Linked DNA regions of Homo sapiens: region 1 is linked to region 2. The links are chromatin loops, found by intact Hi-C in ENCODE. Cell type or tissue: prostate gland. All regions are shown on one strand. Each heading gives the region's core, and the rest is flanking DNA. Links, peaks and the distances in the headings are about the cores only. Region 1 holds the start of LOC107987037 (a long non-coding RNA gene). Region 2 holds the start of MIR601 (microRNA 601).

Region 1 (11,928 bases), core at 2,478-10,477, 640 kb before region 2:
AGAAAAATTAGCCAGGCATGGTGGTGCACTTTCTGGTCCCAGCTACTAGGGAGGCTGAGGTGGGAGGATCGCTTGGATCCTGGAAGGTGGAGGCTGCAGGGAGCCATGATCGTGTCACTGTACGCCAGCCTGGGAGTACAGTGAGAGACTCTGTCTCAAAACAACAACAACAAAACACACACACACACACACACACACACACACACACAAATACCATTTTGTAAAATATGTTTTATGAACATGTCTTCACAGGCATAGAATGTCTCTGGAAAGATGGGCAAGAAACAGGTAACAGAGCCTGCTTTTAAGTAAGGAACTAGGATGTCGGGCTAGGGAAACTGCATATTTTACACATGCTATGTGTATGTGGTAACCGCTCAGAAAAAAAAAGAGAGAGGGAGAAGGAAATGTATATAACTCAGAAAAATCACCAAGCAAAAGAGTAAAAGTTTTCATCTGAGATCTGAGATTAAATGCCAGCTTCGATACTTTCTTGGACAAGTTATCTCCGCTATCTAAACCTTAGTTTCCCCACCTGTAAAATGGGGATAAAAATATTGTCCACCTCAAGGATATACATGGGGAGGGGATGGGGAGAGACAGCAAGCGTGCAAAAGTGTCAGAAGGTTGACACTTGGTGAATCTAGGAAGGGCACGTACGAGTTCATTGTACTATCGCGCATTTCTGGAATTTTGAAAAAAATTCAAAACAAAAAGTTTCCGCCGTCTCCCCCTCCTCCCTCCTCCCCTGATTCCTGGACCCATTTTTCCAAGCACATTGTACTCCGAGCACCACCAGCCTAGCATAAAGCTGGGGTTGGAAGCCAGGTGACCCTGGTGACGAGGCCACCCCAGCGTCACTACAGGCCCCTTACCCCTCTCTGTGCGCGCGGGTGAAGAGGGTCCTTTTCCTGCCGGACCCCTGCAGGTCGGAGGTTGAGGACCACTGCCCCTGGTTATGTCTTGCAGGGAGAGGACCCAGCTGTCCCCTCTGGGACTGGGAGGACAGACGCCCCCCCGGGGGTGCCATTCCCCGCCCCCCGCCCACCGCGCGGGCTCTCTCCGCGGGGCCTGTGCCGGGACACGCAGGGAACCCCGGCCCTGGCACAGCCCCTATCAGATAAGGCCGCCTCCCCCGCGCTGGCAGCCCAGAGCCGGCGAGGAGTTTACGTAAGCCCGGTTGTTGATGGAAAAACAAAAGCAGCAACAGGCGTTTCCCGGCCTGCTCGCGGGGAGCCGCGGGCCCCAGACGCTGGCTCACCCCAGAGAGGACCCGTCCCGACAGCTCCCCGGGGGCTCGGGCTGAACTCCGGGGGTCCCATGTGTTGGAAGACCAGCTCTCAGGGGGCCACCCAAAGGCTCCCCGCACCCTAAGCCCAGGCCACCCTGCACGTGGGCCCAGCAAGCGGGAGGCAGTTAATGAGTGCTTGTTCTTAACCCTTCTCCTGCCAGCCCCAGCCGCACCGCCTGCGCACCCCCAACCCGCACCCCCTGCGCCCCTCCCCTCCGCGCCCTCCCAACCCCTCCGGGGCCCGGCTCTGGCCCCACCCCCGCCCCGGGCTCAGAGCCCAGGGGACCCGGTCCAGGCATCCATCAGCAGCACTCCATGAATGCCTGCTGCGTGCCCGGCCCTGCTCACGGGCGGCGGTGAGGGAGGGATGGGAACCAGGAAGGAACGGCGGACTGGGCCTGTGCTGAGAGAAAATTAGGGGAGAACTCCTCTATATACGGAGCCTGCTTTCCTCATTTAAAATTGAGGAAAGCTAGCTACTCAGGAGGCTGAGGTGGGAGGATCGCTTGAATCCGGGAGGCGGAGGCTGTAGTGAGCCGAGATCGCGCCTCTGCCCTCCAGCCTGGGAGACAAAGTGAGACTGTTTCAAAAAAAAGAAAAAAAGAAAAAAGAAAAGGAGAGCTAAGGCAGACCTTCACAGAACTGTGGGACGAATGAAAGTGGACAAGTGAGGGTGTGTCTCACCCCCACCCACATCCATCTTTGCCTGGAGGGAGGCGGAGGGCCGGGGTTCAAATCCCAACTCTGCCAGTTGCATAACCTCCACCTTATACCTAAATCTCTTTATCTGTAAAAGGAGACTAATACTTGTACCAACCTCAAGTTTTGAGAATTAAGTACCAACCTCAAGTTTTGAGAATTAAGTGAGACATTTCGAGGATTAAAAGAGATAAATACTACACCCTTAAAATCATAACTCGTGTCTGGCACAAAATATCCCACAGGACCACGTCACCGTGGAATGTAAATATGTCACAGCCACCTGCCCTTTCTGTCTCAGCACAGACATGTGTCTTTCAGGGTGGCCTCATGACCTCCCATCCTGAGTCCACTGGTCCAGTGGTCCAGTTATATTCCCTCACCAGTTCCCATCAACCCCCTCTTTTCTTCTTTTTCCTTTTTAGAGACAGGGCCTCAATCTGCCACCAGGCTAGAGTGCGGTGGTGTAATCACAGCTCCCTGTAGCCTCGAAGATCCTCCTGCCTTGACCTCCTAAAACTCTGGGATTGCAGGTGTGAGCCACCACACCCAGCCTCCCATCAACCCACTTCTCTTGATAACCTCTCTTGCCTGTGGAACCATGTATTCCCTGCCAGCCTGGGCACCTACTTTGTGCCAGGCCCAGTGCTGGCCCTGGGCACTCCATGATAAATCACATTTTGGTCCGGTCCTCTGGGGGTCCAAGTTCAGAGGGGTGGAGATACATGTATACACAGAGCCAGGACCAGTGAAGAAACCCAGTAGAATTTGGAATGACTAGAGGATGTTATAAGAATCACAAAGGATCGGCCGGGCACGGTGGCTCACGCCTGTAATTCCAGCACTTTGGGAGGCCGAGGCGGGCGGATCATGAGGTCAGGAGATAGAGACCATCCTGGCTAACACGGTGAAACCCCGTCTCTAGTGAAAATACAAAAAAAAAAAAATTAGCCGGGCATCATGGTGGGGGGCGCCTGTAGTCCCAGCTACTCGGGAGTCTGAGGCAGGAGAATCGCCTGAAGTAGGGAGATGGAGGTTGCAGTGAGCCAAGATCACACCACTGCAATCCAGCCTGGGCAACAGAGTGAGACTCTATCTCCAAAAAAAAAAAAAAAAAAAAAAAAGAATCACAAAGGATCATGTGGGCACAGCGTTAGCAAGCAAAGGATCATGTGGGCACAGCGTTAGCAAGCAGCCCGACACACAGTAGCACAGGAGGCATACCCCCAAACCATAATTGCCTACAATCATGCTGTTTATTAATAGAGAGACCTAGAATGCTGACTCTGCCATTTACTTGCTGTGTAACCTTGGAAAAAGCACTGTCTCTTTCTGGGCCTCAATTTTCCCCATTCATCCAAGGGAGATGCTAATATTAAATACTCATCTTAAGACTCTGATGAGAGTTGCCGGGCGCAGTGGCTCACGCCTGTAATCCCAGCACTTTGGGAGGCTGAGGTGGGCAGATCACCTGAGGTTGGGAGCTCGAGACCAGCCTGACCAACACGGAGAAACCCGTCTTTGCTAAAAATACAAAAATTAGCCGGGCGTGGGGGCACATGCCTGTAATCCCAGCTACTCGGGAGGCTGAGGCAGGAGAATCACTTGAACCTGGGAGGCAGAGGTTGGGGTGAGCCGAGATTGAGCCACTGCACTCCAGCCTGGGCAACAAGAGAGAAACTCCACCTCAAAAAAAAAAAAAAAAAAAAGACTGATGAGAGTCAAAGAGTCAAAGTCAATGCACATGGAAGCACTTTCTGGACTCTTAGAGGGTTAACACTATCAGCAATGACCTAACCTATCAATGTCAGTGGGAGAATACAGCCTGGGATACAGGACCTGGCATCAGAATCCAGCCCAGACACCCCTTGTTTTGTGACCTATAGCAAATGGCTCAGCCTCAGTTTTCTTGTCTGTAGAGTGGGAATAACAATACCTACCTCCTAGGTCACCACAGGGAGCCAAAAAGATCGCAAAAATAAGGGCAAATACTTGCTGCACGTATTCAATGGCAGGATGGGTTTTAAAGTATATGTGTGTGTGTGTGTGTGTGTGTATATATATATATATATATGTTCACCTCCTGTCATTTTACAGTGGGGAAATTGAAGCAGAGACTTTAAGCAACTTGCCCGAGGTAACACAGCTGGACAACATTGCTGGGAAATAATCCTGGCTCTGGTGAGGTCCAAGGTCCTCACCAGCCTGCATCACTGCCCCCCCAGAACTTAGCAACAGCACATAGTCAGGCCTCAGCAAACAGTAGCAATCATTCTGTTTCTTTTAATATGTTGTGTTGATATCATCATGATCTTAATTACTCATCAATCCCTTCCCAGAGCAGGGCAAGCTGGAGCGCTTTGAGAGCTGGCGCCAGGATCCTAAAATGCAGCCAGAGCTTTGTTTCCTCATCACACCCAACCCGAGCCAGCCCATGGAACGGCGCGGGGGGCAGGTGGGTCCAGTGCTGGGGCTGGGTGCCCTCGTGAGCATGAGTATCACATGCCCCTCTTTGCCCAGTCTGGCATTGGACACCCACCCGGCTCCTGGAGCAGGGCAGGGCCAGGAGGGGGAGGCAGGGGCAGACACTGGGCCTTTTGTGTCCTGCTCCCCACACAGCCCAGCCCAGAAAGTCGTCCTCACCCCAGCCTCGGGCTGGGCGAAGGGTGCACAGGGCCCTCCTGGGAGAAGCAAGAATTAGGCTGGAGTTGGGATTCCAGCCAAGACCCTGGCTCCACTGCTTTCTGGCCGAGTGTTCCTGGGCCAGTGCCCCAGCACTTCAGCCTGGCTTTCTTGTCTCTAAAATGAGGCATAAAGAGCTGGCCTTTGGTGCAGGTGGGGGTCAGGGGAGACAGGAAAGGAAAATATTGGTCCTGATGGGGCTGAGGGAAGCAGACAGGACAGGGGGGCCGCCACCCTTCTGTTAGGTGGAAATTGATTAGGGCTTTCGCTCCCTCCTCAGGCAGGCTCAGCTCACCCCTCAGCCCCAACACACACCCCAACCTGCATCACACGAGCAGAAGCCACCCTGAACAGCTGTGTACACCTGAACAGTCATCACACGGACTCACACAAACCTCTGAACACAGACACACACATCTGAGTACACACACATCTGATTACACACACACACACCGCTGATCACAGACGCACTCACAGTCGGACATACTTGTACACATCCCCCTAAAAATAAACAAAAACACACACGTCTCAACACATACAGACGCTCCCACACTAACACCACGGCACAGCCACACTCAGATTCCCTGACAGCAGCACACATCACAGACCTCCACCCAGCCCCACCGCAGCCCCACCCCCACTCATCACACGCCATACACAGGGTCCAGTCCTGGGAGTGGGGGGCCCGCAGGGAGAGTGAGCCCTGGGGGCACCCAGGATGGCGGTCTGGAGCTGCACAACCCTCACCCCTTCCATACCGGAGGACCCTCTCAGGCTTGAGCCCAACACCCCTGCCCAGAAGCCCGAGGAATGAGGCTAAGGGAGAAGAGGACCCTGGGGGACCCACCGCGTGCCAATGCCTGTGCCGTGAGCTGCCATCTGCCTAATGCAGTACGCGGCACACGTGAGGGCTCAAAAGCGTCACTCCCAGTTTTGGAGCCCAGGAAAGCGTCCGGAGCCCGAAACAGCTCTCCGGAGTCCCCGACACCCCTCCCTGAGGGGAATTTCCTCCGCGAAGACCCCACCCAGCCTGCTGAGGAAGTGAGAGACCCGGGGCGATGCCGCGGTGCCCCGCCAGGGGGCGCCCTCGTCCGGCCCCTGCGGCGGCTCTGCAGCCCCAGACCCGGCGTCCCAGCTCCGATGGCCGCGGTGCCCGGGCCGGCTCCCCCGGGACCGTGCCTCGGTCCGGGCTGGGGGCGCCCCCGCAGGATGTCTGCTCTGCCCACCTCGCCGGATCCGACCTCGGCTCCGGCTTCCGCCCCCCTCTCCCCAGTCCCCAGGGACCTCCTCTTACAGCTCCAGGCCCGCGGCCACCCCCATGCCCGGAACCGCCCCAAGCCCACCCCCACCCCAAGCTCTGAAAACCACTGCGGCCGTCCCAGAGTGGGAGCCCTCCCTCTCCTCTTTTCAAGGGGCAAGCACGCTAGAGGTGCCTGAATGGAAAGACGGAGCTGAATAAATAGCAACAGCTCCCAGGAACTGAGCACTGCGATGAGCCAGGCACTCTGCTAAACGCTATGGCTGCGTGAGTTACACCATTCAACGTTCACGAAACCCTAAGAAGTAGGTGTCATCACTACCCCCGTTATACAGACGACAAATCCTGGAAGCTCAGAGAGGTTCAGTACTTTGCCCAGGATCCCACAGCAGTAAGCGGCAGGACAGAATCCAGCACCGAACCCCTAAGGACTAGACTCTCAACCATAGTGAACGCTTATGCTAACATTTACCCTCTCCAGGACTTAGGAACTATTTAGGAGGGACTCATCCGGGCCAGGAGTAATATGAAGATGGAGAGGCTGAGTCATGGAGCTTACACTAGCAGGAAAGAGAGAGTATAACATACTTTCAAAACAAGAACCCACAGATTCATACTGAACCGGGCAGTCACAGGCCAGCCCCACGTGGCCCTGTTGGCGTTGGGGTAGGGATGCGGGGAGAACAGACAACTACAGTTGGTTTATTCCCTCTTCCTCCACCTAGCCAGATGTCCCATTACCTGGTGGCTTTAGGAGCCCCCTCACATCCACCCCTGCCCCCTCCAGCCCTGCATGGTGAGAAGGGTGGAAGTGACAGCAGAGAAGGTTCCAGAGAGGAGGGGACATTTGAGCAGGAGTTTTTGAGAAGACCCTCAGGCAGAGAGCCCACCCAGTGTGCAAAGCACTGGTGAGTTTGGTGCACCTGGCTGGCTTTAAGCCCAAAGATGGGTAGGTAGGTCCCAAGTCCTGCACCAGAGAAGTGGGCAGGGACTAACTTGTGACCAAGCCTCAAATGCCAGCTTGAGGACACTCTTACTCAGGATAGCTGGGAAATTCAAAGAAGAGAAGCACTGGGTAAGTGTCCCAGGTCCCTTTCATGCCTCCTCCTTCTGACTGGGAGCCCCTTGAGGGGAAAGACCAGGCCAGCACTTGGATGTCTCAAAGCCATCAAAAACTCAGCAAATCTAAACCACAAATCCCCGAGCATCTTCCCCCTTCCTCTTCCTGATGACTTTCCTCATTGCAGTGAAGGGCCACAGCATCCACCTGGTTATGATCCTGATCCCTCCTGGCTCTCCCTCCCCCCATAGCTGGTCCATTCCCTCTGCCTCCACCTAGCCAGATGTCCCATTACCTGGCAGCTTTAAGAGGCCCCTCACATCCACCCCCTGCCTCCTCCTCCCCTGCCTTCATTTCTAGCTTCCTGGTGCTCTTGGAATTGAGGCCCAGACATGCTGCCTGGAAAGCCCCTGGCTGTGTCCTCAGCCCCACCTCCCACCACCTTGGCCCTTGCTCTGAGAGCTCCGGCCACACTGGCCACCTTTTAGTGCTGTGGACCTCTGAGCCTCAGGGCCTTTGCACATTCTATTACTCCTTTCTCCCCTCCTCCCACTTGCGAGTTAATTTCCATACACTTAGCTGGTCTCTTACTGATGATTTTCTCCAAGAAGCTCTCCTTTTCCTTGCCCGTGTATACACTCTCATGGTCTCACATAGGCCTCATCACAAACATCAGTAAGTACTTTTGAGGTTGTTTGGCATTTGTCTCCCTTGGTAGATTCTGAGCTCCATGAAGACAGGGACCATCATATTCGCTCATGACCCCACTGCCCAGCAGAGGGCCTGGCACTCACTAAGTGTCCCTCAGCCAGACAACCCCCTCTCTGCTGCATCCCGGCTAGGTGCCCACATGTAAGCCCCTTCCCCTCTTTGAGCTTACCCTGATCATCCCTAAGATGAAGGATGTGCCTGTCCGAATCCCTGAGGGACTTTTAAAAAATGCACAGGTCATTGTCATCAATCATCATCATCAAGTTGGAACCAGGGAGTGGGTGGAGTATAGAGGTTACAAGAGTGAGTGGATGTTGGCCAGGCACGGTGGCTTACGCCTGTAATCCCAGGACTTTGGGAGGCTGAGGTGGGCGGATCACAAGGTCAGGAGTTTGAGACCAGCCTGGCCAACACAGTGAAACCCTGTCTCTACTAAAAATACAAAAAAAAAATAGCCAGGCATGGTGGCAGGCACCTGTAACCCCAGCTACTCGGGAGGCTGAGGCAGGAAAATCGCTTGAACCCGGGAGGCAGAGCTTGCAGTGAGCCAAGATCGCACCACTGCACTCCAGCCTGGGTGACAGAGCTAGACTAAGTCTCAAAAAAAAAAAGACTGAGTGAATGTTGATAACTGGAAGCTGAGCAGGGAGTACATGGAGGTTCATTGTACCCTTCTGTTTACTTTGTATATGTTTGAAATTTTCCATGATAACAAGTTTTTTATAAGACACACCAGCCTGGGCTCCTCCCCAGGAAGTGGTGGCGAGCCAGTAGGGGAATGTGGAAACGCCGCTGGAGTGGTTCTGACGAGCAGCTCCGGCCAGAGGCTCTTCTAGGCTGCTTCCAGCTCCAAAGAATTAGCAGTGATTCTCTTTCTCCTGTCCACATGGGTGCTGTTCACTAGCGGAAAAATACCACACCCTGAGCATGTGCTTCTGCCCTCTCCCCAAGTCCCTCCCCCCTACTCAAACACTTCTAGGTCAATTGCCTGCTCTTCCAACTCAGAAAGTACCCCCAACCACCAGTCTGTATTGGCAGCCTCTTCTGGACTCCTTGCCTTCTTGAATGCCTAGTCCCAGCTGCCTTCGCACCTGGTCTGCATCTGCCAGCCCCTAGCAAGGATCGCAATTTCCTAGGTACCCCTAGCCACCATGCCTGGCGCCAGGGACGAATTGACTCATGCTGGCTGAATTCAATTGAATTGCCATGGAAATGTCTCTGTGGCCCCTGAACTGTGTGATCCTGGGCAAGTGGCTTCTCCTTGGCTTCCTTCTGTGTGAAACGAAGTGCTCATCCCTGCCTCCTAGAGGCAAGGATTCAATGAGATAATAACTGTAAGAACGCATCACCAGTTGCAGAGTGTTACACAGGACTTTCACCACTTGCAGAATGAGACTCTCCCACCTTGGGCTCCCATAATTCCCAGGCTTCCTTCCTGCTGGACAGTAGCTGGCTATTGTACCTGTCTCCCAGAGAGGCTGGGAGCCAGAGGGAAGGGCTGTTGGCCAAATCATCTCCACATCACCAGTCTCGGGTGCCCAGCACTGGGTTGAGGAGAGAGGGAGGGACAAAGAGTAAAAAGGAAGGTATAAAGGGCCTGCTGGCAGGCTGGGTGCAGTGGCTCAAGCCTGTGATCCCAACATTTTGGGAGGCCGAGGCAGGCAGATCACTTGAGGTCAGGAGTTTGAGACCAGCCCAGCCAAAATGGTGGAACTGCATCTCTACTAAAAATACAGAAATTAGCCAGGTGTGGTGGTACACGCCTGTAATCCCAGCTACTGGGGAGGCTGAGACAGGAGAATTACTTGAACCTGGGAGGAGGAGGTTGCAGTGAGCCGAGGTCACACCACACAGAGTCCCCAGGAGCCAAAGAGCCCACAATGTCCCTCCCTGGGGCAGCGGCTGGCAGGTGTAGCCTGGAGTTGTCCATCCTTGCCAGCAGGTCATGCAGCCCACAGCAACAAACACTGCTCTCCAGGAAGCCAGTGCTGCCACGTGGGACTCCAGCATAACTACAAGGAGGAGAGGGGTCCTGTCACCCAAGGAAGAGCAGGGGAGTCCTGCTGCACCTCCAGGCCCCTGGCCTCATCACGTTCCCCAGCCTTAGATAAGGCCCCCTGTGAGCTGAGTTTCACCAGCCTCTCCAGGACATCCCCACCCGGGAAACTGCCCTCCACTCATGAGCCTGCGGCACATCCTCTTGCCTGTGACCTGGGCTGCTCCTCAGTCAGGAATCCTCCCTGGCTCCCTTCTCCATCTGATCACCTTCTGTTCATTCAAGAGCCCAACCCAACCCATCTCCTCTTTCAACTTTGAGACAATTCCTCACACCATCACTGTGGCCCCCTGGGAGTTAGTCACACCATGAATAAAGCAGGTACATAGACTTTCACTGAATCCCCACAGCACCCTGCAAGTGAACACCATTGGTCCCATTTTACAGATTATGAGACTGAGATTCAGAGTGGCTTAGTATCTTGCCAAAACTTTCAGAGCAGAGAAGAGTGCGAAGGTCTCTTCCCTGTGCTCCAGACCTGCCCACCTTGGAGGAAGGGAGACTTGGCAGGGTGGGGTAGGGCTAGGGTGGAGACCCCAGCCCCTGAAGACCACCTAATGCCAGGCCTGGGTGTGGGTCTCAAGAACAAGGTGTCTCTCCATATTCATAGAGGGTTGGGTGGCCCCCGATCCCCACTGCAGTCAGCATGCGGGGAGGTTTGGATAGGTCCCCAGAGCTGCAGGTGGCTGTGGCGATGGTACTGTCTCCCTCCCTCCCATCATGGTGGACAGAGCTGGCCTACCAGCCTCAGCACCTGCCTCCCCTCACCTGCTGTCACTCAGTCTGAATTGCCGCTGATTTACCTGTCTGGCTTTTATTTATTTATTTTTTTTGAGACCTACTCTTGCTCTGTCACCAGGCCGGAGTGCAGTGGCGCGATCTCGGCTGACTGCAACCTCTGCCTCCTGGGTTCAAGCGATTCTCCTGCCTCAGCCTCCCGAGTAGCTGAGACTACAGGCACATGTCACCACGCCCAGCTAATTTTTGTATTTTTAGTAGAGATGGGGTTTCACCATGTTGGCCAGGATGGTCTCTATCTCTTGACCTCGTGATCCACCCACCTCGGCCTCCCAAAGCGCTGGGATTACAGGCGTGAGCCACCGTGCTCCGCCTCTGTCTGGCTTTTGAGCTCACCTCTCCCTCTCCCTCAGTGTCTCTCCTTACCAGCCTCACAGGAGCCATCTCTGTTTCTTCTGCTGTCTCTCAGTCTTGGTCTCTCTCAGCCTCTGAGTCTGTCCCAGGGTCTCCCTTTACCAAGTCTTCCTTCTCAATCTCAATCTTTCTGTGTCTCACCATCTCTCCCGTGTCTCTGTCTCCATCCCTGTGGGTCTCTGCCTCATCACTCTCTGTGTTGCTGTTTTATTCCCTTCCTCTCTCTCCCTGTCTACTGCCTTTCTGCCTCTCTCTCTGCCTATGTCTCTCTCTCTCTCTCTCTCTGCCTCTGTATCTCTGTCTCTGTCCCTGTCTCTGTTCCTATCTTCCCAAGTCTGTGTGTGTCTTAGTCTCTGAGCCTGGGGAGAGCAACGCCCCATCCAAGGTGTCCCCACCCCTGGCCCAACAGCAGCCCTGGCTCCTCAACGTGCTCTTATGCAGGGGTGGGGGACCCCCGGGCATCATTCCAGGGCCCTCTCCAACTGGGTGCCAGTGCTGACAGACAAGATAGGAATCAGACTCAGCTTTGTTGGTGCCTGAGCAAGGGGCACAGCGGGCTACGCGGGGGCGTCTGGGTGCCTGTGAGCATCTGCATGTGTGCACACCCGGGTTTATGAGCGGGTCTCCCTGTGTGGGGTGGTCTGGGTGTCTGTCTAGGTGGATTGATGAGCATCTGGGCCTGTTTACGTCTGTCTGCGAGCATCTGTGTGTGTGTGTGACGTTGTGTGGTGCTGTCTGGGTGTGAGGACCTTAGCCTGTGGGTCTATCTATCCATGAATGCCTCAAGAACGTGCATGCGTGCATGTGTGTCTGTGGGCACCCGTATGAGTTGCTGGGGGTAACTGGCGTCATGGTGTCTGTCTGTCTGCAGTCCAGGCCCTCTGATTGCATTCCCTCACAGAGTCATCAATGGGAGACAGATTCCATGACCCCATTGGGCAGGTAGAAAAGTTGAGGTTCTTAACCCTCTTGCTTGCGTGGGTAACTATGAACATGTGTCTGCTTGAGGGTAAGAGCCT
Region 2 (11,928 bases), core at 1,963-9,962:
ATGCAGGAGGTGACTAGCCTGGCGCTAGCTTTGGCTGGACCTCCTGGGTTGATGGCATGCTGAAGAGGCAGGATGCCTAGGAGAACCAGCTCTCCTAGGCTTGGAAGTCAGAGAGGCCTGCCCTGGTTTGAATTACAGCTTGGCCACTTCCTGGCTGTGCGACCTTAGGCAGGATCCTCACCTCTGAGCATTAGTTTCATCATCTGTAAAATGGGTTTAACAATACCACCTGGTAAAGGTAATGAGGTTGTGTATGTATAGCACCTAGCACAGTCCCTGGCATGTCCCCCGAACTTACACTGCCAAGCATCACCACTAAGAGGCCAATTTGGGAGTCATAGAAGATTTGTGCTTTCTGGGCCCCTAAGGACCATTTATTCTAAATGCATTTATGCAAGCATTTCCAGTGGACACTGCTACAGACTAGGTGGGAACCGGGGAGACTCGGCATATGGAACCCACAAGGGCCTCGAAGAGAACAGCCTACCAAGCTCCCATGTCAGGAGCCATCAGCCTCCAGTGTGGCTTTGCTGGGTCACGTAGCCACAAACTTTCCAGACAGAAGTGCAGCCGTTGGCCCAGGGTAGCAGGGGCTGGGGAGGGTCTAGCCATTCAGCCTTTCTGGAAGGAGCTTTGTAGCCTGGCACCTGTGGCTGGAGTTCAGATGTTACCCGAAGATTTGGGTTTTCTTTTTAAAAAGAAGAAAAAAGAAAGAGCAGAAGAAAACCATGCCAGTGTCTCCTGGACGAAGGGGCATGGGTTGGGGCCTGCCAGGGAAAGGCAGGCTGCCGTCGGCCTGCGTGTGAAGCACTTTATAAGCTCTGTATTTATTATTTCTTGCTCACCATTAAAATCAAATGTACTCAGTGCTTTTGTATTCAATACACATTTAACCCTGCCGACTTAGATTTCTCAGGTTTTAAATCCAGTGGGGAATTGGCTGGCTTCCCAAGTTTCCCCTCCAGTCCCCCTTGAACAGAGCTGGAAATCTCTGTTTAGCATTTTCTCCCCGGACGCGGCTGGGATCCTCACACCGGTGGGGCCAGTCACTGTTGTGTGTGCCTGTGGGTTTCTTCCTTCATCACCAGTACCCACCCTTCCTAAGCACCCCCGAAACATGGGTGTGATCGCTGAAATATGACAAGACTTGTCTGCATCGTCTGTGATTCGGGCTTCATTAAACCGTTTTGTCTGTGTGTGTCTGTGCCTGGTTGTGGTCTGCCACCGTGTGTGTGTGAGGGGGTGTGTGTGTGAGTGTGTGAGTCATACGTGTGCCTTCACCTCTTGCGCGTGCCTCTGTGAGTGTGTATTTGTGAGATAGTGTGTACACGGAAGTCTGGAGGCCTCGATGTATCTCGGGATGGTCAGGTCTGTGAGTGTAATTTTGTGTCTGGCTTTGTCCACACTAGTCAGGTGTGTGTGACTCTGGGTGGGTCGGCAGCCATGCTGGTGACCAACCGCCTCTGGGTCTGGCGTGTCTTTCTCTCCCTCCCCAGCCTCCGAGGCTCCAGCTCCGTGCTCCCCACCCCCCCGCCCCTCCCCCCCTGCTCTGTCTGTTTTATCATCCCTAATGAAGCAGTCTCCTCCACCGATCCCGCTGATTGCCAACCCATTCCTTTTGTTTGTTGGCGCTGAGCCATTCAGCGGCACTCTGACAGCTCAGCTCGTCTAATTAGCTCTGTTGTTCTTTTTCCCCATGTTTCACCACGTTGCAAGTTCAGTTGAAGTTGCCACAAACTTAATCCCCCCATTTCAGCCACAAGTTCACATTCTTAACCCGCCTTTATTGTAGCAAGGAGCAGCCCTGTGCAAGGATGAGCTGACAGGCCTTAAAGTCTGACCTTTCCTGAAAGCTCTGCCCCGGGGCCCCGCGGGGCAGGGGCAGAACTGCTCCTTCACCCTACCCACACTCCTGCTTTTGTGGGCAGAAGTTGGGGGTGGGGATCATTCCAGCCAGGTGACCCTGTTGACCAGCTGCCAGAGCTGGGGAAACCAGTGCAGAGTCAGAAGGGGTGCAGGGATACCCACTTGTTTATTCAGCACGTGTTGACTGAATGTGAGCTGTGTGGCAGGCCCAGCTCTAATCACGATGATACTCGCAGCGTCATTATGCACTTCTCAGATTCCGAGCAGCAACATTCATTCGTTTCTAAAAATCTTGCTGAGCAACCATGACATACCAGGCAGTCCACAGAATGCGAGGCAGGGGTAAGAGAATCCTAAAACTCATCTTCTAATTCAGAGACACCCACTCATCGTCTTCCTTTTGTTGTTGACAAGAAGGGACATCCAGGTCACAGAGGAGCAGGATGAGCATTTATTGAGCCCCCATTGTGTACCAGACCCCTTGGGGGGACTTTCCCTGTATCCGGGCTTCACAATCACCCCACAGATGAAGACAGCCAGTTTGGTGGAATGCCTTTGGTGTTTACCACATCCCTGATATGCCAAACCTGTCTGAGATCAGACTGGCCACTCCACAGGAAAAACTTTGGTTAGATCAGACGTGCGCAGACCTGAGGGCTTGACAAGACTCTGTAAAGACTTGTCTTTTATGCAGCCAGCTTCTATCATCTGTGTCCCTAAGCCACCGTGCCGTGTCACCCACAAGCTTCTGGGGGGTGGGGGGTACGATGTTCAGGAAAAAGGGTGGGCAGGAAGTGGAGTGTGTGCCTGCTTCCCTTCCCTGTCTTGTCCTGGAAACTCAAAGGGTGGGCAGGAAGTGGAGTGTGTGCCTGCTTCCCTTCCCTGTCTTGTCCTGGAAACTCAAAGGGTGGGCAGGAGGTGGAGTGTGTGCCTGCTTCCCTTCCCTGTCTTGTCCTGGAAACTCAAAGGGTGGGCAGGAAGTGGAGTGTGTGCCTGCTTCCCTTCCCTGTCTTGTCCTGGAAACTCAAAGGGTGGGCAGGAAGTGGAGTGTGTGCCTGCTTCCCTTCCCTGTCTTGTCCTGGAAACTCAAAGGGTGGGCAGGAAGTGGAGTGTGTGCCTGCTTCCCTTCCCTGTCTTGTCCTGGAAACTCAAAGGGTGGGCAGGAGGTGGAGTGTGTGCCTGCTCCCTTCCCTGTCTTGTCCTGGAAACTCAAAGGGTGGGCAGGAGGTGGAGTGTGTGCCTGCTTCCCTTCCCTGTCTTGTCCTGGAAACTCAAAGGGTGGGCAGGAAGTGCAGTGTGTGCCTGCTTCCCTTCCCTGTCTTGTCCTGGAAACTCAAAGGGTGGGCAGGAAGTGGAGTGTGTGCCTGCTTCCCTTCCCTGTCTTGTCCTGGAAACTCAAAGGGTGGGCAGGAAGTGGAGTGTGTGCCTGCTTCCCTTCCCTGTCTTGTCCTGGAAACTCAAAGGGTGGGCAGGAAGTGGAGTGTGTGCCTGCTTCCCTTCCCTGTCTTGTCCTGGAAACTCAAAGGGTGGGCAGGAAGTGGAGTGTGTGCCTGCTTCCCTTCCCTGTCTTGTCCTGGAAACTCAAAGGGTGGGCAGGAGGTGGAGTGTGTGCCTGCTTCCCTTCCCTGTCTTGTCCTGGAAACTCAAAGGGTGGGCAGGAGGTGGAGTGTGTGCCTGCTTCCCTTCCCTGTCTTGTCCTGGAAACTCAAAGGGTGGGCAGGAAGTGGAGTGTGTGCCTGCTTCCCTTCCCTGTCTTGTCCTGGAAACTCAAAGGGTGGGCAGGAAGTGGAGTGTGTGCCTGCTTCCCTTCCCTGTCTTGTCCTGGAAACTCAAAGGGTGGGCAGGAAGTGGAGTGTGTGCCTGCTTCCCTTCCCTGTCTTGTCCTGGAAACTCAAAGGGTAGGCAGGAAGTGGAGTGTGTGCCTGCTTCCCTTCCCTGTCTTGTCCTGGAAACTCAAAGGGTGGGCAGGAAGTGGAGTGTGTGCCTGCTTCCCTTCCCTGTCTTGTCCTGGAAACTCAAAGGGTGGGCAGGAAGTGGAGTGTGTGCCTGCTTCCCTTCCCTGTCTTGTCCTGGAAACTCAAAGGGTGGGCAGGAAGTGGAGTGTGTGCCTGCTTCCCTTCCCTGTCTTGTCCTGGAAACTCAAAGGGTGGGCAGGAAGTGGAGTGTGTGCCTGCTTCCCTTCCCTGTCTTGTCCTGGAAACTCAAAGGGTGGGCAGGAGGTGGAGTGTGTGCCTGCTTCCCTTCCCTGTCTTGTCCTGGAAACTCAAAGGGTGGGCAGGAGGTGGAGTGTGTGCCTGCTTCCCTTCCCTGTCTTGTCCTGGAAACTCAGCAGTTGTGGCATCCCATCCGTGGAGAAAGCAAGCCCCCTGCCCCGGCAGGCTCGGTTGTTTTTATCAGCAATGAAATTCAGAGATAGACTTTCTCAGCTTAGCTCTCAACCCATCCCTCTCGGGCACTGGGAGTGTACAGAGATGGCCATGCCAAATTTAAAGCCATGTAATGTCGACTGGACCAAATGAGTATCCTTCTAAGGGCACCTAGAAATTCTCAGCCTAACATCCATCACGAACTCTGGCAGGGGATGAGGGTGTCTTTCTCTGTGGGCCCTCATGTTCGCTTTCAGAGACAGCGGGTCAGAAAAACCCATCCCGCTGCTGCAGCAGCTGTGGGGTTAGGAAGTTGGGTCCTTCCTGATGTGCCCACTGCAGACCCTCCCACTAGGTCTGCTCAGTGCATGTAGCTACACAAGATGGGCAGCATCCAGGCTGAACCCTGCTGGGAGGACTAGCACAGGGATGCTCTGGGAAGCAGAAAGACGATTTGTAGTGGCACTCTCTCATGCCTCTCTTATTTAGAGAGGAAAATAAGCACCCTGTGATTCTGTTGTAAAAAGAGCAAACTAAGCATGTTCACCCTAAAAACAAGTGTAAGCGCAACCTTTTCTTTCTACAAAACCAGCTTCTGGGCATCAGAGGAAGATGAGAGGGAATTGTCATTGATAAGGGCCTCTTTGTTCCGGGTCCTATGTAGACATCATCTCATTGGACCCTCACCACAGCCCTGCAAGGAGGCCAATGGAACTATCCTCATCTTGCAGATGAAGAAACCGAGCTTTCCAGGAGCACCCTTCTGATTTGAATAGGCCACAGAATTCCAGTTAATGTGTCTGTCTGCTGCCTATTAGATGGTGATGTTTCTGTGATAGGCTGGGCTTTTGTAGCCTGTAGCTTTGAAAATCCCTAAACGTTTTTTGGGGGGGCCGTTTATCCAAATGTTCAGAATGTACCTGTATGGCTTTTCCAACTCACTCCTTCTTGGGGCTCTCCCCCTGTACCTCCTCTAGGTGCGCCCACCTCGTCCACATGTTGTTAAGAGACCAAAGAGCAACATCGCAGTGGAAGGCCGGAGGACGTCTGTGCCGAGCCCTGAGCAGTGAGTATTGTGCCTCTCCCCTCTGTCTGTAAGAACCCTGTGTCTGCGGAGCCAGCACTTTGCGAAGCCCAAGCGTGTAGCCCCGGCCTTTGTGAGGCTTCCCCGGGGCTCCCAGCGGGTGTTTCACAAAGGGGTCATTCAGGGAACAGGACTTGATCTTTTACTCGGTCTGGTTGTCACACCAGTGGGAGGCCCCAGAGGCCAGGGAGCCGGGCACTTGGGCTGGATTTCGAGGGGTGGGGTCCAAAGCATACTTTGCTGGGTTCAGAAGAAGGTCCTAGGCCTCTTGTGCTGAAGATGCCGAGTCAGTAGGTGAGGGTTAGAACCTGGTGAAGGAGGCCAAGTGTTGAACTGGATCCACCCACCTTCCTAGGCCTCCATGGCCGAGAACCTATATACAGGACTGCCCTCATCCACTGCCCCAGACCCACCAGGACCCTTTGCCCACCTGTGCCGGAGGATTTATGTTACTGTGGTTTTTCTTACCCATCTCCCTGAGACGCGGAGCTCCCTGGGTGTTATGCCCAGCACCTCCCGTAGGACTGGCCTAGAGTCACCTGCTCAGGAGGCGTGGGGTAGATGAAGTGAATGAGGGGGGCAGAAAGACAAGCAGTGGACTGAAGTGGACCTGCCTGTGGTGGGGTGAGGCAGAAGGCTGCAGATAGCCCCGAGTCCAGACCAGAGCCATCTGCAGAAGGTAGCACTGCTTCCCTTTGTCCGCAAAAGGAGCACAGCCCTCAGTCTCTATCCAGACAACTCAGCGGCTACACGCTGACTTCCTGTGATGCCTTGAAAAAGTGCATGAGTTCGTCTTGGTCTAGGATTGTTGGAGGAGTCAGAAAAACTACCCCAGGGATCCTGAAGTCCTTTGGGTGGAAAGGGGGAGGCCCCCATGTCTGTCTGGCTCTCAGAAAATGGGAAAGAAGGTAAGGGACATGGCAGGTCCCAGTCAGAGTTGGAGCAAGAAGGAAAAAAAATGATTTCGAGCTGTCAAGCTGGGGCCTAACCCAAGTTGCAGTTCACTTCAGCTCTCCAGGATTTTCTGGTTGATAGCGAGGGTACGGTCTTTAAGGAACCAGCCCACCCAGACAGCCCTCAGACTTTGCCCAGAAAGTTCCAGAATTATATGTGTGCGTGCGTGTGTGTGTGTGTGTGTGTGCACGTGTGCGCTTGCACACAAGGATGCTCAGTTATTAGACATTTGGAAGAGAGGACTCCTGAAGCTGGGTTAAGTTTAACTTTTGCTCTGCACAATAGCCTGGTGGGAACATGAGGGATGGATTATGATTGCCCCCTTATGGAGAGAACGCTGCATGGCACCTGAGTGCCTCGGACTAAAGATTCCTCCTTAAGGGGATGAAATTTGTCACATTTCTTTGAAGTCCCCTCTTTAAAACTGGACTAAACCTTTTAGACACTGTACCAGGATACAGGGTCACAGGCCTGTTGATATTGAGATGTAAACCCAGAATATTCTTGCATTACACAGAAACACCATTGCAACACCAGCTACACTCCACATCCTACAGAAAAGCATTACCCATTTTGCGGCCAAGTTCCCGACGAGAGGCTGGACCTCTTCATCACATTGACTTACGCCGTTGCTTTTCCAGACTGGGCAGAGGGGCTGACTTCGCAGTGTGTGCCAAAGAGCCGGTGTCTGATAATCCCATTTTCCTGCTTATCACCTGAACTGTGTCAGTATCACTTTTAGTTTTGTTGGTTGGTTGGTTTGTTGTTTGTTTAATATGCCCTGTTTTCTACTTCTGTTGGAAAATATTTGGGGTTGAAATAAACCAGTGGGAGCATGGGAGCCAGTTTGGTGGTTGGCAAACTACCAGTGATAGAAAACAAATGACAGGTTTTCTGTGAGCGTACGTCACAGTGGCTCGGGCCCACAAGGAGACAGAGGGGTACGTTTCAGGACATCATTCCAAGGGTTTCTGTTCACGTTTGTTTAACGAGGAAGGGGAAGTTGTTCTCCCATAATACCAGTGGTATTTCTAGTGCAACCCGGGTGTTTTTCTACGCCTCTTCCCATGCTGCTTCCCCACCCCCCCACTGTGCTCCGCCCCTTCCAAATGCCATGTCACAACAGCACTTGGATGTGTTTTTCTCAACTGTCATCAGCTCCAGCTGGCAGGACCAACTTCTTGAAACACAGGAAGCATCCAGCGGAAAATATTTTAATAAAACAGACTCCTCATAAAATATTGTTCGGGGGAGGGGGAAGAAACCGGCTCCACCAATCTGTCGGCATTGTATTGGGAGATGTGAGAAGCCAGGCTGGCAGCAGGGGCCCGATCCTAATGGGCCTTTGTCAGGTGGTGGTTCCGTGTTGGGCACACGGACTTGGTGCCTGGCCCTTTAATCTGGCCTGGGTTTTCTTGAATCACAGATCTTCATCTCCACTGGGAATATCAAAGTGCTTGGGAAACTTAGAAGACTGGGGCAGCAGAAGGGGATGCAGGATCTTTGAAGTGGAGAGGAGAGATTCATTCCTCCTGACTTCTTGCCCCAACTCTCACTTCCAATTGCACATTAAATAATCCCAGCACTTTGGGAGGCCAAGGCGAGCGGATCACCTGAGGTCAGGGGTTCGAGACCAGCCTGGGCAACATGGCGAAACCCCGTCTCTACTAAAAATACAAAAATTAGCCGAGTGTGGTGGCGCACCCCTGTAATTCCAGCTACTCGGGAGGCTGAGGCATGAGAATCACTTGAACCCAGGAGGCGGAGGCTGCCGTGAGCTGAGATCACACCACCACACTCCAGCCTGTGCAACAGAGTGAGACTCTGTCTCAAAAATAAAATAACCAGCTTTGTGGACAGCAAGATGGGGCTGATTAAGAGTAAGACTGTCTCCTGGAGTAGCTGAGCATCCTGGGACTCATCAGGGCCCAGAAACACTAGCCAGCCACTCTCTGGCCAGTCCACCCCTGAAGTTCATTTCTTCCTTCCCAGCTGATGTCCATCCCTCCATCATTCCATCTGTCCATTCGTGCATTCATTCATTCAGCAAGTATCTTTGAAAACCTACTAGGCGCAAGCACGGACGATTTTTTTAAAGGAGGCCTTAAAAGGGAGTCCCCATGCTGACTCTTGGTTGACTTGCATTTTCCCAAAATGAAATTTTCCTGTGTCAAATTTTCTTTCTGAATCAATGATAGGTTTCCTAGTCCCTTAAAACTGGCCGTTGGCAATTGGAAGAAGACTTTTTTGAAGATTTGTGGGGGAAACATTCCCTTTACTTTTCAGGTAACATTACTTGGTTAATATTCAGTTACTAAATCTCTTCAAGAAGTACTGGCTACTTCCATTACTATTCAGAGCACAGCTGATGTGACGCCCAGGGGCTTCCGTGGGGCAGGGATCGGGGTAGGAGGGATCCTGCATGAGAGGCTGTGGGTCAGACACCAGTCAGCAGGGGGCGCGGTGGAGCACCCATTGATTTCTAGGCCCTCTTGGGCTAGCATCGTTTCTTCCCGAGTGGGAGCTCAGGCCCAGAATGTGGATTTGACCAGTCTTCCCAAGGTCACCCAGTTGAAAAGTGGCCAGGCCAGCATTCAGAATTCTTGATTTCATTCTCTCCATGACATTCTGATGCTGTCCTTGGAACGGGGCCCTTCAGGGTTCATCTTTAGTCTGGCTTTGCCCAGAGAGACAGCTCCACATCCTAAAATGAGATGATGGCCTGCCCAGCAGGCCACCCTTCCTCTCTGGCTCCCTGAAGGCTGGAGTTGGGAACCGGATCTGTTCAGTCTTCTCACCGCCAAAGAAACCATGTGCACTGGTGCCTGAGTGTTTCTTCTTGGGGAAGGAAAGAGGAATGACATTCACCAACATCCCTTAAGGTTGTCAGAGGTATTAGCCGGGCATGGTGGCGTGTACCTGTAGTCCCAGCTAGTCGGGAGGCTGAGGCATGAGAATTGCATGAGCCCTGGGGAGTTGAAGGTTGCAGTGAGCTGAGATCATGACACTGCACACCACCCTGGGCCTCAGAGCGAGACCCTATCTCAAAAAATAAAATAAAAAAGATTGTCAAAGGTAGGTGGTAGCTTTCCCATTGAACAGACAGAAAAACTGAGGCTCAGAGAGACTTTCATAACTTGCCCAAGGTTTCTCAGGGCCAGAAAATGGTAGGATCGGCTGTCTGATGACAGAAGCCTGGTCCATTCTTCTCTACTCTCCAGGCTTTTTGTTAAGACCTAATTATCCTCACGTGCTTCTCTGACTGGTGGGGACGACGGCTACGGCAGTGAGCACAGTGAGGTTCACAGCTCCCCTCCTATTAAAAGCAGGCCACGGCCGGGCGCGGTGGCTCACACCTGTAATCCCAGCACCTTGGGAGGCCGAGGCGGGCGGGTCACTTGAGGTCAGGAGTTCAAGACCAGCCTGGCTAACATGGCGAAACCCCGTCTCTACTAAAAACACAAAAAATTAGCTGGGTGTGGTGATACATGCTTGTAATCCCAGTTACTAGGGAGGCTGAGGCAGGAGAATCGCTTGAACCTAGGAGGTGGAGCTTGCAGTGAGCCGAGATCACACCATTGCACTCCAGCCTGAGTAACAGAACGAGACTCTGTCTCCAAAAAAAAAAAAAAATGCTGTGTGGTGGTTTCCATGGGGTGCGCACAGCTGCGAGGCCCCAAGTTATCTTCCTTTTGGTCTGCCAGGTATAGGTAAATTGCCCATCCAACTGGGTGCTTAGAAAGAGCCAATGGTGGCCGGGCGCGGTGGCTCACGCCTGTTATCCCAGCACTTTGGGAGGCCGAGGCGGGCGGATCACGAGGTCAGGAGATCAAGACCATCCTGGCTAACACAGTGAAACCCCGTCTCTACTAAAAAAAATACAAAAAATTAGCCGGGCATGGTGGTGGATCCCTGTAGTCCCAGCTACTCAGGAGGCTGAGGCAGGAGAATGGCGTGAACCCGGGAGGTGGAGCTGGCAGTGAGCCGAGATCGCACCACTGCACTCTAGCCTGGGTGACAGAGTGAGACGCCGTCTCAAATAAAAAAGAAAAAGAAAAAAAAAAGCCAATGGCAGGCTCTGAAAGGCAGCACTGTGGTCTGAGCCGCCGGGCCCCTCATGATGGCACACTGTGTGCAGACTAAGGCCAAGGCAGGGAGTGACACACTGATCCCGGGGTGCATCTCTCTGCCAGGCAGCTAGTCATTTGTTCCCTGCTGGGAAGTGGCAGTAGGGGCTGGGGCACTGGCCCTCACAGAGTTGCTGAGAGTATGGAGGGAGATAATTACAGGCATCTGCCACCTGTTTAATCTTCACAGCCCAGATGTAGGGCTGTCTTCTGAGTCTTAAGGGTTAAGGGGCTTGCAGCTGGTTGTGGATCTGAGGTGCCCCTCCTGACAACCTGCATGCAGAGCCAAGTGCTTTCGACTGCACACCTTGTCTCCTAATGGGTGAGACACTGAACACTCTCCAGTCACACGAGGGTCTTGACTGGCTGCATCCTGGTTATTTGAAGTTCCACTGTACTAAGTAAGAAGGGTCCAAACTCAGCCACCAGGGCCCAGGGCTGCTGCCCAGCTCACTTCTCTGGCCAGATCCGTGCAAAATCTGCTCTTTTCAGGTAATTTTTGGTTTGTAAAAATTACCCGGTAGCCTGATAGACAATCTGGAATGTTAGGGAAAAGAGACAAATTCATTCTGAATCCCATTACTTTCATTCCACTACATATTAGCATTCCTGGAGATCCATGCCCAGTCTTTATCCTGCATGTCTTTTATAGAGCTGCAACTTCCTTGCAATATGCCAGCATGTGGACTTGTTCCGTGTGTCTCTGTAACCCCTATTGTCTGTGACTGCAGAGGATCTCATTGTGTGTATGCTCATGGTCTGCCTAACTATTGCCCTCATACTGGATCTTTAGATCCTTTCCAGGTTTTCATTAATATAAAAAATGCCAGGGTAAATATCCTTATTCTAGGCTGGGCACGGTGGCTCATGCTTGTATCCCAGTACTTTGGGAGGCCAAGGTGGGTGGATCACTTGAGGTCAGGAGTTCGACACCAGCCTGGCCAACATGGCAAAACTCCGTCTCTACTAAACATACAAAAATCAGCCGGTCTTGGTTGCACACACTTATAATCTCAGCTACTCGGAAGCCTGAGGCAGGAGAATCATTTGAACCCAGGAGGCAGAGTTTGCAGGGAACAGAGATCATGCCACTGCCCTCCAGCCTGGGCAACAGAGTGAGACTCTAAAAAAAAAGAAAAAGGAAACGGAATTATTGACAACTCCCATTAACTGGGAATGTGCTAAGCACTTTACATACACCATTTCATTGAATCCTCACAAGAAATATGTAGGGGGAGGTCTTATGAGATCTATTTTATAGAAATAGCTGAGACTTCAAGAGATTGTCACTGCCCTTGGTCACACAGCTAGTTAGTAGCAGACCTGAGCCTCAAACATGCCTTGTTAAGACCAAAAGCCTTTACCCTTAACCAGTTGTAAGAAGATTTCTGCTCCATATTGCTGTATAACTTTCTGAAGAATTGTACCACCTTATACCCTCACCAGAACTGGACTCCCGGACATCTGATTCTGAGGGACCCAGAGAAACATGTGACTGGCATTCAAACATGTGTCCGAATCCTTCTGGACA

The links. A loop is a pair of places that touch in the nucleus more often than their neighbours do. Peaks named below come from ENCODE experiments on the same cell type or tissue, not always from the same donor. Only the 100,000 strongest peaks of a DNase experiment are listed, where the experiment ranks them.
Region 1: a loop joins it to region 2, with 10 times the contacts of the local background. A loop is called at or near these places in 46 of 110 quality-filtered maps.

The regions. Positions count from the first base shown.
Region 1 is chr9:124,034,985-124,046,912 of GRCh38, reverse strand. LOC107987037 (a long non-coding RNA gene) reads right to left here and starts at 11,265. Exons shown (of 3, transcript XR_001746580.2): 1 at 10,922-11,265. RefSeq lists enhancers at 583-1,378, 4,939-5,471, 5,472-6,006 and silencers at 5,550-5,609, 5,650-5,859. In prostate gland, for the core only: a CTCF peak has its summit at 5,716 (motif pointing right); a DNase peak (open chromatin) is centred at 5,742; H3K4me3 peaks cover 815 bases.
Region 2 is chr9:123,396,772-123,408,699 of GRCh38, reverse strand. It overlaps DENND1A (DENN domain containing 1A), which reads left to right. Exons shown (of 24, transcript NM_001352964.2): 21 at 5,210-5,298. MIR601 (microRNA 601) reads left to right here and starts at 6,097; the gene lies at 6,097-6,175. RefSeq lists enhancers at 5,473-6,094, 10,275-10,775. In prostate gland, for the core only: CTCF peaks have their summits at 6,616 (motif pointing left) and 8,658; no DNase peak of the experiment used is centred there; H3K27ac peaks cover 608 bases.